2 separate regions of the Homo sapiens genome follow, and region 1 is linked to region 2. The links are chromatin loops, found by intact Hi-C in ENCODE. Cell type or tissue: heart left ventricle. All regions are shown on one strand. Links, peaks and the distances in the headings refer to the core of each region. The heading gives the core; the rest is flanking DNA. Region 1 has its middle 11 kb from the start of MGAT1. Region 2 overlaps BTNL9 (butyrophilin like 9).

Evidence for each region. Hi-C counts contacts between places; a loop is a spot of excess contacts. Peaks named below come from ENCODE experiments on the same cell type or tissue, not always from the same donor. Only the 100,000 strongest peaks of a DNase experiment are listed, where the experiment ranks them.
Region 1: a loop joins it to region 2, with 2.8 times the contacts of the local background. A loop is called at or near these places in 7 of 110 quality-filtered maps.

The regions. Positions count from the first base shown.
Region 1 is chr5:180,809,456-180,817,851 of GRCh38, reverse strand. It overlaps a transcript of MGAT1 not described here. Among named protein-coding and RNA genes, the nearest start is that of MGAT1, 11 kb to the right of the region's middle. RefSeq lists an enhancer at 3,257-3,516 and silencers at 6,751-7,000, 7,671-7,720. In heart left ventricle, for the core only: CTCF peaks have their summits at 804 and 4,231 (motif pointing left); DNase peaks (open chromatin) are centred at 6,881, 7,291, 7,641, 7,921 and 1 weaker place; H3K4me3 peaks cover 7,175 bases; H3K27ac peaks cover 6,707 bases.
Region 2 is chr5:181,048,729-181,056,948 of GRCh38, reverse strand. BTNL9 (butyrophilin like 9) reads right to left here. Exons shown (of 11, transcript NM_152547.5): 4 at 6,580-6,861; 5 at 3,633-3,749; 6 at 3,448-3,480; 7 at 2,690-2,710; 8 at 1,496-1,516; 9 at 934-960. Among named protein-coding and RNA genes, the nearest start is that of MIR8089, 9.4 kb to the right of the region's middle. RefSeq lists an enhancer at 2,975-3,539. In heart left ventricle, for the core only: no CTCF peak of the experiment used is centred there; DNase peaks (open chromatin) are centred at 3,638 and 4,245; H3K4me3 peaks cover 2,812 bases; H3K27ac peaks cover 4,276 bases; H3K27me3 peaks cover 7,258 bases.

The sequences.
Region 1 (8,396 bases), core at 186-8,185, 240 kb after region 2:
GATACTGAGTGGGGGCCTCGTACAGACCACATTTTGTCACAAAATAAGGTAGAAAAGAGTGAATCATACACCTGGAAAAAGATCAGAGAACTGTGCTTTGAAAGATTAATAGATGTGTTTCCCTTTTTATGACGAATGAAGATTATTACTGACAATTATTTAAAATGTTTCTAATAATTACAATGGTTGTTCTAGTTTAAAACTCATTTCACAAAAGATAAAGAATTATACAGTTCTAATTAAGGTTTGGGAGTAATAGTTAAAACTGGTTTTCCCCAAAGTACTTTTCAACTGTTCCTGCACAAGGAGATGAGTAAAGAATTTGCTCAGGGTCTGTGATGAGCTGGACCCTGGAATGAAGACCAGAATCCAAGCTCCTGACCTCAGACCCAGCTTAGATGATAAGGAGCGTAAATACTCATACTGGAGTTTGGTTGTTCTTGAAGAGAGATTTATGATCCCCAAACCAGGAGTTCCTTTTTCCCCTGGTTGCTTTCAAGACCTTGTGGTGACCCACCTACTCCCAGGAGGCAATCCTGATTAATTTTACTGCCTCCAAACCGGTCTTTGTGTCAGCACTTCTGAATTGACTTCAGTCTTTTGTTTCTTTGTTATTTCTTAAGAGTGAATTTCCTTTCTCCATGTGACCTGAAATATCTTGAAGGCAAAAGACGCTTCTATTTATAACTGTGCTTCCTTGACCTTCCTCTCCCACCCTTCTCCCTCCATACCCCTCTTCCTGCCTCCCTGCCGCCCCTCCCCTTCCACACACAAGTGGAGGCCCAGTGCAGGAAAACCTCAGCCTCCTGGCGTCAGGAAGGTTTCAAATTCTCACTGGTAATGGACACACACCGTCTGGAGGAGCTGGGCTGAAAAATTACTGGCCTGGACAAATGCTCCTGATTTAAATGTAAATTCAGACTTAAAAAATAGACCTGGTGATATTCAGAACTTACAATATCGTTTAAACAGACTGGCTTTCTCTGTGAAGATCACTCTTTAGGAGCCCTGAAAAGGAGAGGCCAGGTGGGAAACGGGAACTATGGGAACTGCTTCCTCAGGGAGGGGAGTGCAGGGCTCTCCACCAAGTGCCCCCTGGAAGCTCAATGCCCAGCAGCGCCAGGCGCCTTCCGATTGTATCTGCGAACCTAAAGCCCTCAGATGTTTATGCAGCTCTTTGCGGTTTTAAAAGGGTTCCCACACACATGGTTTCACCTGATCCTCATGAGTGCCTTGCCAGGGGTGAAGGACAGATTTCATTATCCTCGCTTTATGAAGAGGAAACTGGATCCCTGGAGTCCACGGAAATGAGAGGAGCCAGGATCTGAGCCCACCCATAAATATTCATTGAATTGCACTAATATAGAAATATATGATTATTTTAAGGTAAACAGAATGTTTGTCCTTAAGAAGCTCATATCTAATTGTGGAGAAATGTTCAAAAATTTTTTTTTTATTTATTTTTGAGATGGTGTCTTGCTGTGTCACCCAGGCTGGAGTGCAGTGGCACGTACTCGACTCACTGCAACCTCCGCCTCCCAGGTTCAAGCGATTCTCCTGCCTCAGCCTCCCTACTAGCTGGGATTACAGGTATGCGCCACCACGCCCGGCTGATTTTTGTATTGTTAGTAGAGATGGGGTTTTACCATATTGGCCAGGCTGGTCTCAAACTTCTGACCTCAGGTGATCCGTCTGCCTCGGCCTCCCAAAGTGCTGGGATTACAGGCATGAGCCACCGCACCCGGCTCCAAAATAAACGTAATTAAAATAACCATACAAGGAATAAATAAGGCAAGACCAGACATCCTTCATTGTAAAATGAGGCGAGAAAGTGCTGTGATTTTTTAGGGGACTTAGGTAACTGTTACCCCATGATTGAATGGAACTGAAATTTCTGTATCTTCCACCCCAACTCCATTCCATGTTCCTGCTGAATATTCTGGGTTTTGCTAGAATTCCTTATGACACATAAAAAGTCTTCAGCTCTACGCCTTAGGCATGGCGATGTCTGGGTTTGTCACGTCATCTTCAGTCCTGTATTTACAGTGCAACTCAGGGCCAAAACAAAAAAGAATTTTTTTTTTTAATTTAAAAAGTCACAGGGAACATGAAAAAGGGGAAGAGGGAAATTTGTCTTCAGTGTTGCAGGAAAGTCCACCCTCTCCTTCTAGGGGTGGAACTTAGTGGATCTAATGAATCACACATGAAAAGAGACGTAAAAGAGGAAGGAGTTTCAGGAGGGTATTGGCCAGGTCAAAGGAGAGGGTGGAGGAAAAGAGCCACGAAATAACCGGGAGACAAGCTTTCGGAGGCTTTTGACTGACTGGATGTGGGAATGTTGTGGAAGACTTCTGGCCTGCCATTTCCTGAGAACGGGACTGCTGAGAGAGGAGCTGGGAGGAGCACTGCAAATTTCACTTTGGACACGTGAGTCAGAGGTATCTGTGAGGGGACTGAGTTGGGAGGGCAAGCAGGGAATTGGACATGTGGGCCTGGAGCACAGAGAAGGGACTTGAGCATGCATATTTGGGTGTTCCCTCCAAAACTTATGTTGAAACTTAATCCCCAGAGTGGCAGCATGGAGAGGTGGGGCCTTTAAGAGGTGATTGGATCATGAAGGCTCTATTCCCACTAATGAATGGATTCATCATGGGAGAACTGGCGGCTTTATAAGAGAGGAAGAGAGACCTGCGCTAGCACCTTAGCACGCTCAGTCCCCCTGCCATGTCATGCCCTGAACCCCTCAGGACTCTGCAGAGAGTTCCTACCATCAAGAGGGCTCTCACCAAATGCAGCCCCTCAACTTTGGACTTCTCAGCCTCCAGAGCTGTAAGAAATAAATTCCCTTTCCTTATAAATTACCCAGTTTCAGATATTCCTTGTTTTTAATTTTTAATTTTTTTTTTTTTTTGAGACAGAGTCTCACTCTGTCGCCTAGGCTGGAGTGCAGTGGCGCGATCTCAGCTCACTGCAACCACCGCCCCCCCGGGTTCAAGCGATTCTCCTGCCTCAGCCTCTGGGGTAGCTGGGATTACAGGCACCTGCCACCACGCCTGGCTAATTTTTATATTTTTAGTAGGGATGGGGTTTCACCATCTTGGTCAGGTTGGTCTTCAACTCCTGACCTCATGACCCACCCGCCTCAGCCTCCCAAAGTGCTGAGATTACAAGCGTGAGCCACTGCACCCGACCCCAGTTTCAGATATTCTGTCATAAGCAATAGAAACAGACTAAGTATCTTTGACATGGAGTGGATACTGGAAGCCATGTGACTTCTGTGGGATCATCTCGAAAGAAAGTGTAAAATGAGAAGACACAAGGGCCCAGGAAAGAGCCCTAGGGAACTCCGCATTTGTACAGCAAGTGGTGGGTAAAGAGAGAAAAGGGAGAAGCCTGCTAGGATGCTGAGGAGGAGCAGCCAGAGGAGGGGGAACCCCAGAGAGCGTGCTGGCGTGGGAGTCAAGAGAAGTGTGTCAGAAGAAGGGAGCGGTTGACAATGTCAGAAGCTGCCAAGAGGCACAATAAGATTGAGGGAACAAGTGAGTGTGGTTGTTTCTTTATGGGCCAGAATTTTAAATACCAGGATGAAGGGCACCTAACAAATAGCAAATACACAAACTAACTTTTGTACCTACCAGACTTCAGACTAAAATCGGTACAAAGAATACTCGCCAGGGTAAGGAGAAGCCCAGGAAATTACAAGAGATATCTAGTTTCTGAAATGAATTACAATGATCATCTGAACAAATAGTGTGAAAAAATATACACCTGAAAAAATGTGTGAAAATGGCCAACAAAACATTGAAAATCAGGGTTACTGGGGAAGACTTTTACTGCCAGTTATTAAAATTTACTATCAGCTGTATTGACTGGAACAGCTGCCAGAATAGGTAATTCAACAGCCAGGATGGGAAGCCCTGATACATAAGTTTGGTGGGGACTGTAGGTAGCCCCTCTGGCTACCTTCTTTCTAGTTGAATAGGTTACATATCTAACTCCCTTGCAATTAGGTTCACCTACTCAGGTGCCCTTGAGTTAGACTTGAAAGGCAGAAGACAGCAGAGGCCATTTTACTGCTGCTTCTGATGGAGATGCGAGGCTTCCATAGGAAAGAGGGGTCCACTGGTATAAAGAGCCCGACAACCATGTTCTCCAGATGTTCAGTCCCTCTTGGCCACCCCACACCAAATGACAGTCCGCGAGACTCTGCCCATGGAGACTCCACCTGCTGGTCCTCTAGGTGGAGTAACTGATAACAAAAATCTCTAGCTTACTCCTAAGTGTTTATTCTGAAGGCAGTATGTACAGCAAGACCAGACTTTTGGCCCAGCTAGCGGTGACTACTGCAATGTCAAAAGAGCACATAAACAGACTTAAAAAGCAAATGACAAACTGGGAAAATTGCTGTAACATAGGTAACAAAGGGCTGATATTCTATAAAGAGTTCTTGCAAATGAATAAGACAAAGATGAATCCAAGTGGGCAAAAGATATGCTGTAGGCAATCTGCAAAAGTGATGCATAAAAACAGGTTCAACATTACTAGCAATTAGTGGAATAAAACTTAAAACAACAATGCAAAACCATCGTTCTATCATATTAACAAAGATGACAAAAAATGGTGTGACAGTGCAGGGTGTGGAGAAAAGTTGGTGTCAAAGCTGTGCCATCTTTCTGTGTATCTTTCATATCAAACAAACGCCTTCAACAATGAGCACACCTTTCGACACGAGTTCCCAGACTTTATCCTAAAAAAAAAAAAAATGACGTGCACACAGATTTAGCTACAAGTAATTTTGCAAAAGTGAAAAGTTGAAAACAACCCAAATGTACAAAAATAGGGGAGATAATTATGGTACATTTGTATAATAGTATGCCACTTGGTCATTAAAAATGCCATAGAAGTATATTTTTCATAAACTTATTTCTAGCTGCTGGTTTTACAGGTGGTTTTTGCTTTTTTATTTTATCATTTATATTTTCCTGTAATTATTGCATATTTTTTAATAATTTTTTAAAACCGGCAATTATATGGTGAAAAGGAGAGAAGGGCATTAGTAAATTCTGAAGCAACTGAAATTAAATTGTAATTGCTCATTAATAAATAAACATCATTACATACTAACATTTACCTTAAATAAACTAGATTTCATTTTTCTACTATGGGAGGAAAGACCTAAAATACAAATTGACTCGAATTATAGAAAATAAAGTTACAATTCAGGAATATCTGTCTTTGGACTGTGAAATTTGTACCTGTTATGTATGTGTGTGTGTGTGTGCCTGTGTGTGTGTGCGTGTGTATAAAAAATATTTGGAAAGATATCCACTAGTTTAAAAGTGGTTCCTTTCAGCAGGGTGGGATGAGAGGGGGACAGGAGACAAATTTTTATTTACACAACTCTGTATGACTTGTTATAACAAGCACGAAAAATCGAAGGTCACTTAAGTAAAAATGGTTATAATTATGAAAATACTTAGAAATATGTAAAGTCTCTATGGTATGATTAGAAATCATAATGCAAAATCTGTATACTGTGCTTATACCTATGTTCATATATTTCCATGTGAGAGAAGCCCGAAGGGGAATACTCTGCGGTGAAAGTAGCTTTTCAAGTTCATTCATTGGTTCATTTATTCCACAAATGTGTGCTGAGCTGCTACCATGGGCCAGCCAACTGTTGCAGCCACCGGGATATAGCAATCAAAAATCAAATGTGCCTCCACTCAGGGAACTTAAATTCTAGTAGTGGGAGACAGACAATACATGGTAAACCCGGCGAGTATTTCAGGAAGTGGTGAGCGTCCTGGGAAAAGTGGAGCAGGCCAAGGGAGACTAGCAGTGCTCTGGGTCAGGGGCAGGTTTAAACAGGTTGGTCAGGAAAGGCCTCACTGAGGTGACATGGGAGGAAAGATTTGAAAGAGCTGAAGGGTTCAGTCCTGGAAATGCCTGGAAGGGGTGTTTTACAAATAGACAACAGCCGGTGCAGAGGCCAATGCAGCTAACAGAGGAAGGGGAGAGCAGGTCAGACAGCTAGGCAGGCCAGTGGGTTGTCCGGCTCTGCAGCCATTGTAAGGACTTTGGCGTTTTATTTCAAGTAAACTGAGGAGCCGCTGTGCAGTTTGGAGCACAGAAACGACAGGATCCCTGTGGCTGCTGTACGGAAACCCAGCGACTGGGAGGGTAGGGAGGGCAGGGAGACCTAGGTGTTCAGGTGAGGGATGAAGGGGGGTGTGGACATGTTGAGGTGTTGCATCCTAGACACAGATTGAAGGTAGGGTCAACAGGATTTCTAGTCAGATTGTGTAGAGGGGGTGAGAGAGTGAAGCTGGCTCTTCTGGTTCTGGCCTGAGTAAATGGAGCCGCCATTAATGCCCATGGGAAAGACAGGTGGGCGGAGAAGGTTTGAAGGTGGGGGAAGAAAGGGTCTTATTTTCTTCTTCCTTGCAATAATATATCCCAAGCAATATAATTAAGCAATATGTATTTTTCCCTTTAAGGAAATTCCAAAAATTATATCGTTCCAAATAAAAAAATCATCTCCAGAGTCCTGACGCAGCAACCATTACATTCCCAGTAATGGAAATGTTAAGTCAGTCCGTGCTCTGGAGAAATCCCACGACAGAACACAGGCCAGGAGACCGGGCCTAGATTCCGGTTTTCGAACCGTGGGGGCAAACACGGAGGCTGCAAATCCATCCCCAGTCCGGCAAGATTCTCGAACATGTCGGGAGAGGGCTGCATAGGAACTTCAAAAACGAGTAGCGGCTCCCCTGGATTCAGCGTGAGGGGGAAACCGCGGGGCAGGTTCGAAACTCAGGAGTCCGACGTCTGAAGGAGCGGGAGGCTGCTTCCGAGGAGCCCGGGGCACGACGGGAAGGGCCGCGCCGGCCAGGCAGCCCTCCTCCCGGCAGCCTCGGGCAGGCCGTTCACGCGCCGGCGACGGCGGGCCCGGCCGCAGGTACCAACAGCACCTGTCAGAGGGCAGCGCGGGCGCACCCTGCAAGGGCCCTGCCTCGTCAAGAGAGGCAGCGAGAAACAGCAGCGATGAACGAAACAAAACCTTCCTCCACCACGGCTACACAGAGCTCGCGTCCGAGGAAGCGGGAACACACAGGCCCCGGTGCTTTCCGAAAGGCTTCTCGCCAGGACCCGCGACCAGCGTGGGGCGGAGGGGGGGGGTCACCCTTTTTGAGAAACCAGGTCAAGCAGGCCGTCGCTGGGCGACCTTTGGGCGGAGGGAGAGGGCAGGGCTGCACCGCACAGGTTCCGCCCCTACTTCAGCGTCCTCGCCCCTCCCAAGCTCCGCCCAGCACCCCAAGGGCCAACCCCCCCGCGACGCATGCGTGCTTCTTCCCGCGCGGCTCCACCTGCCGCGCGCTTCCGCTGCTGGCCAGTCTCTTCTGCCCCTCCCCCTCCTGTACGGCCGCTACTCTGCGCCCGGCTTCCTTCTCACAACCTGGTTCTGCCCACACCTGTTCTTCAGCCCTGTGAACAGTGGCTGTAGAACAGTCTCAGGCCCTGCAGACCCACCTCCCTCGCTCCCGTGGTGGCGGTGGTGACGGGCTGGGGACGTTGGGTAGAAAAATGGGCGGGATGTGGAACGCTGCGTTGCCGGGGCCCACTTCCGGAGGACGGGCGGAAGTGGCTGCGGTGGATGGTGGGAGGGGGGAAGGAGTGCGAGGGGAGGGCCGGGCCGCTGGGGGTCGAGGGGGTGGGGCCTGGGCCAGCGCTGGGGATCGGGCCTGGGGCCTGGATTGCGACCCGCGGCGGGCCGCGGCTCCTAGCCGAGACGGGGCGGGCGGGAACCAGGTAACGACCCGGCGCAGTTAGAGCGAGGGTCGTCCGCAGGGCGGACGGGTGGGGGTCAGAGTCCAGGAAGGGTCGCAGTGTCACCCTCTTCTCTTGTGAACACGGGGCACGGGGTTCCGGGGAGAAGGGTGGGAGGAGTTAAATTCTTGGAGGGGGTGGAGGTCATGTGGACGCCACGCCCCTACAGGAAGGAAAGGAGAGAGAGAGTGTGTGTGGATGGATGTGTGTTGAGAGAGAGAATGGATGTGTGTGTGTTTACGAATAAACTTGGAGGGGAGGGGGCAACAGGGGTGGGTTTTCGGGCTGAGAAATGGGAACACTGTGGGGCTGCTGCAAGCAGGACTTGGGCCTTAAACATTCCAGGAGAGTGTTCTCGGGAGTAGCCCCGGGAAGGACTTTAACAGAGGTTGGGAATTACATCTCTGGCACAGTTTTGCAAGCAGAGGGGGAGCTTAGTTAAAGGAGCAAAGAATGCAAGTGGAAGATGCCAGCATCTCGGTCTGGAAAGGATTTATTAACTAGTTGAAGAGGGCTGGTGGATTAAAACACTCAGCACCCTAAGAAGCTTGGGAGATTCGATTATT
Region 2 (8,220 bases), core at 1-8,000:
GATGTGAGCTGGCAATTTTCAGTAGAGGAAGTCCCCAGAGCCAACTAGCATATACAGAGATGCTCAATCTTCTCAGCATTCAGAGGTTGCAAACCTAAAGAACAATGAGCCATCACTTATCCCCACTGATTGGCAAACTTGGAATGCTGGTTCACATGAGATGTGGGCACATGGAATCTCACTGCATGGCTGGTGGCAGGATAACGACACTGCCTTCCTGGGATCCCACTATCCCCTTAGTGGACATACCCACCATGGGCCAGCAGTCCCCCTCCTAGTTATATACCCCAGAGAAATCTCCACACAGCGCCGTAAGGCAACACGTTTGAGACTATGCATTCAGTGTTGTTGTGGAGTTAGAGGCAGCCTGGATACCTTCTCCAGGAGGGTGGCTGGCTAAAACGAAGCACTCTGCAGTAAGGAGGAAAAACAGACTGAATGCACACGAGTGGCAGCGATGGATATTAAAGCATGATGATGCATACGGGAAAAGCAAGGAACATCACAGAACCATAAATGTCACTTACATGAACTAAGATGCATATGCATACATCGATATTCACATTTTGCAAGAATATATACAAAATATATACATTAGACTGTCTGCATTATGGGTGAATAGAGGGAGGTATGCAGAGAAGTATTTACATGTACAGCAACACACTCATGCCAGAACCATGAGTCTGAGTCTTGGAGGATGGGCACCAGGAGTCGAGGTAACTCTGATATGTAACCAGGATTGGAACTAGTGGTTTGCAGTACACTTAGTCCTCAGGACAGAGTATGACCTCTACCCAGTGACATAGATTAACACATGCTGTGTGAGGCCACGGAATGCAACCAGAATGAAGCCTGATTGGTTAATCAGGTGAGTTGGACTGGGGTGCTCAGATATAAATGAGGAGGAGTCAGAGAGAGATGGGTTCCACTCACCAGCCTGGCCTTCAGCCCGTCTCCAGTCTGAAGCAACCAAGGGAAAACAGGAAATTAGCACATCAGGACCCCAAGCTTCCCTGCTCACACATCACATCTTGCACCCACCCTGTCCCGCACCCCCCACCACCCACATAGCCAGCAGGGGTCCTGCCTGGGCATCATACCTGGTTGGGAGATGAGAAGAAGATATATGGGGAATCAGATGCAAAATGATGAATGAGGAGAAATAGTTCTTTTTTTTTTTGAGACAGAGTCTCGCTCTGTCGCCCAGGCTGGAGTGCAGTGGCGCCATCTCGGCTCACTGCAAGCTCCGCTTCCCGGGTTCACGCCCTTCTCCTGCCTCAGCCTCCCATGTAGCTGGGACTACAGGCACATGCCGCCACGCCGGGCTAATTTTTTGTATTTTTAGAAGAGACGGGGTTTCACTGTGTTAGCCAGGCTGGTCTCGATCTCCTGACCTCGTGATCCACCCGCCTCGGCCTCCCAAAGTACTGGGATTACAGGTGTGAGCCACTGGACCCGGCCCTGAGGAGAAATAGTTCTAAGAGGGGTCACTTACCAAGCTCTGTCTGAAGCTTTTCTGCAAGCAGAACACACAAAGAAAACTTCAGCCTGCAGGTGGGTGGAACCATCTTCCCAAGACAGGCCACTGGGAAGAGCTTCCTTAGTCTTAAGCCACTGCTAATCACAGCTTCATTTTTTTTTTTTTACAGCTTCCTCTTTGCCCCTTCATTGCCCTCAAAAAGAGGCCCATCTGCAGGACTCTTATGCCTCATCCTATCTTAGCTCAAAGGTGGAAATCTGCACACAGCCTAGAAGGGATACCAGATCTTAGTACTGACAGGCCTCTTCCCAGGGTTGGGGTTGTTCCTTCTGCCTGAAATCACAAGCTTCCTGGGGCGGAGCTCCCGCCTAAGTGCAGGCACTGAGGGCCGCCTACGTGAGCCTCACGGTCACTCACCGGGTGCGTTATCTGAAGGACTGGAAGGACATCACACCCAATTATTTCCCCAAATAATTACCAAGGACTCCAACATTTTGCTACTAAAAATGCATTCCTTTGATCTGTCCACCCAATGTCAAGCTCTTTCAAAAGTAAATGCTCCTGGGAGAGGCATTCATGCTATAGTGTTATGACTTACAATTCAGACTATAGCCTTAATGACTTATTAGGGCTATGTTTTTCTCATTCCCCTTGAAGGGCGAGGTAGACTGCCAGACAAGCTTTCCCAACCTTACAGTTTCATCTGAATTGCCCCCCCAACCCCAACACCATGATGGCCTTTTCCTCCATTCCCCCTCCCTTGGGTTCACTCTCTCTTCCTCTCTACAGAGACACATCCCATGGTTTCACGTCTCTGAGTCCCTCTGGGGAGAAAAGTGGATCTGAGAAATTATTTCCATTTTGGTGCAAATTAAAGGTGCCACCCTTCCTAGTGCCATTTGCATTAAAAAGAAAAGGATATTTTAAGAAGATGAACCGGAGACAGTAAACGTTTTATGATGAATTTTAACTGAATTGTCTAATTTGCAGGGGAGGAGCTGGCAGGGTCTGTGCAGAGGGTCTCGGGCAGCTGCACGGTGGCAGGCAGCCATCCTTTCAGCCCCTTAGCAAGGGAAGAGGTGGAGGCTCACAGGGATGGTTTAGAATTAGATAGTTGCCAGCCGCTGTCCAAAGGGAGCCCCTCCTCCCACTGCACAGGCACAGGGTCCGGCTGACAGGCAGCACTGTGGCCCCGCACCCAGAACTTACCCAGCTCTGCAGTGAGTTTCTCTAGAGAAAAAAAAAAAAAAAAGATGAAGAAAAGGGGAAAGACTCTCAGGTTGGGGAATGAGGCAGACAGAACAGATGGGTGAACACTGAGGCCTCACCTCCGATGCGGCACTCCCACCCGCGGTGGTCTGCGGGCCCAGGCTGGGCTGGAAGTGAGGCTCCAGGCAGGGGATGGGGAAGTGCGCACCCTTGGCTGCCCTTCTGCATAGGAGGGTGACCCAGCGCCCTCCCTCCTGCTAGTGTGAAAATCAGGGTCGGAGCCTCCCAAATCTATTAGCTCGGCGGAAACGTTAAGCCCCGGACACTGCCTCACGTAACTGGGCTGTTTTCTCGGTGCCTGACCGCCGCTTCCTGACCCTGTGCGGAGATGTTGCGCATCCGCCCGACTCCCTGTGCGCTATGAAAACCTGGACGAGGTGGCGCTGGCAGCAGAGACCCTGGTCACCGCTCCCTCTGTACAGTGTGATGTGAAGCTCCGAGGGCGTAACGACAGCAGCCGGTCAACCCTGACATCTGTGCACTAGCCTCCGTGGAAAATGCAGCCGTTCCGCACCTCCGCTTTTGTCCATATGAACGATCTTCCCCCTTCCCCACCGGGGTCACCGATCCCCGTTCCCCGGTGGCCGCCCTGACACCTCGCGCTGGAATAAACCCTCGTAACGGGACCCACAGCCTTTAGATGACGGCGGGTTTTGGCACTTGGGCAGGTGCGTGCAGAACGCCCTGTCCCCGCTCACCTTGTCTCTTCTCCGCCTGCTTCCTCAGCTTTTCTGAAGGGAAACGGGAGCGGAGAGGGCTGAGTGCGCGCCCCCGCCCCTTCCAGGCCGCCTTCCCGCGCCGCGTCCTGGGGGGAGGCGCCTCCGCGGCCCCGGGGTTCAGCACCGGCCGGTGCCCCTCCCCGCCCCGCCGCCCGCGCCGGTACCTCGGCTTCTCCGCTGCTTCCGGAGGACGCCCAGCGCCAGCGCCGCGAGGACCAACAGCAGCGGCAGGGTCGCGACGAACGCGCTCTTCCACGCAGAGGCTCCGGGTACGAACACGTCTGGAAAACACCCGCGGGGGCCGTGTCGGTCCAGGCGCCGCTGAGCACCGAGAGGCGAGACCGGCCTGCCCGCCGCGTGCCGGGAAACCTCCCGCGGGACCTTCTCCGGGCGCCACCGCAGCCGCCTGGGAAACGGGCGTGGAGCGGGAGCGCGCGCGGCGGAGGGGGCGGGGGCGCGCGCGGCGGAGGGGGCGGGGGCGCGCCGCGGGGCGTGCGGGAGGGAACCGCGCCCCAGCCCGGCTCGAGGCTTCTGCGGCCGCAGCGCCGCCCTCGCCCCGCGTCTTCCCGCCCTCGCCCCGCGTCCGCAGGCGGGAGGGTCCCAGGGGCTTGGCTGGCGGCGGATGTCCGGGGAGCTCCTGCTCGCACCCGCGCCGTCTGGTCCGCAAGTCGTCTCCTCGCTTGTTTGCAAACATCCGGCTTCTCCCTCGGTTCTTACCACGCTTTTGGAAGAAGTGAGAACCGAACCACGTGCGCGCGGCCTCGCAGCTCCCACGTCCCTCCCGGCTCCCCAGGGAGGACCCGCCCGCAGGCAGGACGTGGCCGGGGGCAGCGCCGACAGCACCAGCGGCGCAGGGACGCGCAGAACCCACCGGCCCTTCGCAAACCCTGTGGCGGTTGAATAGAGTAACTTTCTGTCTGTGTCATCTAGTTATTAGAAAATGGTGCTTTTATCTCAGATCTTTAAAAAATGTTCTTTTTATTGTAGTAAAATATACGTAACAACCTTTCCCATCTTAACCATTTTTAAGTGTACAGTTCAGGGGCATTAAGTGCATTCACCATGTCGTGTGCAACCATCACCCCCGCCCATCTCCAGAAGTTTCTTCATCTTTCAAAACTGAAACTCTGTACTTATTAAACAGTAATTCCTCTTCCCACGCCCAAGCCCCTGGCGCCCTCCGTATACTCTCCATCCCTGTGGACTTGACTCCTCTAGGTAATCCCACATCCGTGGAATCAGACGGCATTTGTTCTGTGTGTCTGGCTTATAAGTGACATCAGTGGACTGTGGTTTTTAATTTTGTTTTTCTAGCAGTGCATTTTTATTGTATGGTACAAAAACACTGGGTCACAATGGATTGGTCCTCACAACAGATGGTGTCTGAAGCAATGGCCTGGGGTCAAGGGCAAGGGCTCAGGGCGGACTGTCTCTCTGACCTGTGACCCTCCCCCTCGACCCTCTGGCCTCCTCGCTGTTCTGCCAGCAGCCGGCAGTTTCCCTCTCAGGCCCCTGGCTTTGCCCTTCCCGCCACCAGAATGCCTTCCCAAAGGTATCCATGTGAGTCACGCCCTCTGTAGAGGGGTCCGCGCATGCAAACATTTACCCATCTAAAAATTTTTATATAAACTTGTTTCATAATAAATATCAATAATATAAATTAAGATTTATATTAAAAGCTAAAAAGAAAATATTGGGTTTTTCCTGGTGCAAAAAGAGAGACTCTTTCCTCTTCCCCTCTCTTAGTTCATTTTCCTTAGAAAATATATCAGTTCTTTCTTTACAACCCAATAATGTTTTCCTTAAGGGCCACTTGTTTGAAATGTAAACATAAAAGAGAGAGCACTGCCGTGGAGATCCCTGTCTCATGGGAGTTTAGCTTAGCTGCGTGGCTCCAAGTTGTATGCCCTAGACGTATCACATGCTTGATTTTTCCTTTGGTTAAAGACAGTTGGCTCACACAGATGGCCATCCCAATTCCCACGGAATTTAGAACTGCTGTGGTAAGCGGTGTTGCCAGGTCCTCCTACTTGCAGACAAGTTATCATTTATCTTGAGAACATGTGTGCATTGGCTTGTATCTGACTGACTATATCAAAGGGGGAGTTTTTTTCTGTTATAATAAAATAGCTTTTGATTTGGACTCGTGTGAAAAGTGGCCCGTATGTTGGGTTTGTCCTTAAAATGTAAAACAATTAGAACCATGAACTTGAAACCCTTCAGTGGCTGCCTCATAATAAGACTTTAATAATGACCTTGCCTTCAGCTCACTGCCTACACGCCCACTTCCTGGACGTGCCTTTTGTAATCTGTGGACATGCCTCACTGCTTTCAGCCTGCTTCATTTTTCTCTACGGCACCTACCACCTTCTTCTTGTTTTTTTTTTTTTTGTTTTTTTTTTGAGACGGATTCTCGCTCTGTTGCCCAGGCTGGAGTGCAGATCTCGGCTCACTGCAACCTCTGCCCCCCGGTTCAAGCGATTCTCCTGCCTCAGCCTCCCGAGTAGCTGGGATTACAGGCGCCTGCCACTATGCCGGGCTAATTTTTGTAATTTTAGTAGAGATGGGGATTCACCATCTTGGCCAGGCTGGTCTTGAACTCCTGACCTCATGATCCACCCGCCTTGGCCTCCCAAAGTGCTGGGATTACAGGCGTGAGCCACTGCACCCGGCTGCACCTACCACCTTCTAACGTGATGTGACAGGATGCACTTCTTTTGCTTATTGTCTGTATCCCCCACTGGCATGGGGACCTGAGGGTAGGGACTGGGGTCACGTTGTGGAAACTCAATACATACTGTTTGAGAGACAGCATTACGAATCTATTGGCTCCCATGATGCCTCTGATGAGCAGAGTTGATGGGTTTTAGTGTATGGCCTTAGGCACAGAAAGGCGGGCTCTCTGGGGCCTCTCTCACTGACTGTTTGGGTTCTCAGTAGCGTTCTTAGTGTGTTCCTAATATCCAAGGTGCTGACTTTTCAGGTGTCAAGGCCAACACACCCTATATGCAGACAGGCGCAGTACCATTGTGTCTTTATAGACTGCCTTTGGGCCAATGTGTATGTACACATGAGGACTAGGAAGATGGGTGTGAGCTAACAGCCACTGACCTGCTATCTGGACCACCAACTCTTTCTTCTGGCTCAAGAGGAGATTCTGGATGGAGACGGACACATTGCTGAGGGCTCCCGCTCGGACAACCACAGATGTTTCCAGACTGAACAGGTCCTGGGCATCCCAGACGATGGCTTCAAACTCTGGAGGCAGGCACTGTCCCTGGTGGTCTCTCCACTGAACCTTAGGCTTGGGGTACCAGCCACTGGATCTGAGCCTCAGCTGAATGCCTCCTTCCTTGAAGCCCTCAAGGGAGAGGTGAGGGTCTGAGCCCAGCCCTGGTGGAGGCAGGAGGAGTGGGAAAGGTCAGGCTTCTTCTGAGAAATCACGCATAACATTCCTGCCACTGTTCAGCATTTGCAGTCACCATAAAGCATCATGAAGTGTGACTGCTATTAAGACGTGTGTGGGCTTGGCGCTCCCCGCCCATGGACGGGAAATGACAGTCTAAATCAGTGGTAGCATGTGGGGACAGTAATGCCCCTGAGGGACATTTGGAAATGTGAAGGGGGTCATTGGGTGGGGAAGGGCTCCTGGCATTTAATCATGTTAGGCAAGGGACAGTTTCCCTAGAATGAAGAATAGCAGCACCCTAAATTCTAATAATTAGAGTTGTGACTCTTCTCCTTCTCTTGAATTCCCCCAGAGCTCTAGTGCCTGCATTATACACACTCCCTTATCTCTCCATCCTTGTGGAACTAGCATTATATTTTGAGTATGCAAAACATTAATGTGGCATAAATGCCAATGCTGTACAGAAATGTGTATCAGGAAAAAAGCGCCATCCTTCCCGTCATCACACCTCACCCTCAGCGGCCAATCTCATCAGCTTCTAGTTTATCCTTCCTATGTTCCCTTTTGCAATGTTTCTCCTTCTTTCTTACAAAGCAAGTGTATGTTATCGAACCTTGCATCTTACTTTTCTCTCTTAACAATACTAGAAATCACTCTGCATCCATTCAGAGACCACCTCATCATTGTTTCAGATGCATAATACAGATTACTCCATTGGGTGGATAGAGCATACTCAGCTTTTATGCTTGGACATTTAGGTGGTTTCCACTATTTTGCAATTGTTTTTAAAAAGCTTTACAAAGATTAAACTCATACATATGCTTTTTTCATATTGGAGGTATCGGAGGTGGAGTAAGTTCCTGGAGGTGGGATTGCTGTGTCAGAGGGTAGCCACACAGCTAGTCCTCTTAAGTATTACCAAATTTCCCTGTCCGGGAGCTTTCCAACTTTGAATTCCACTAACATAGTATAAGACAGCTTTCTTCTCCATAGCTCCATTAACAGTACATGGAAGAGCTTTTGAAATTTTGCTAGTCTGACAGTTAAAAAAAAATTGCATTTTGACATAGCTTTGATTTGCCTTTCTCTCACTATGAGTAATTTTGTTACTCAATATATTATATATTATATATATTATATAATATATATTATTTTTATATTATATATATTTATATATCATATATATGATATATTATATAACTAATATAATTATATAATATTATATAACTAATATAATTATATAATATTATATAACTAATATAATTATATAATATATAACTATATAATTAATATATAGCATACTATATATATCTATATCTATATATATAGATAGATATATATAT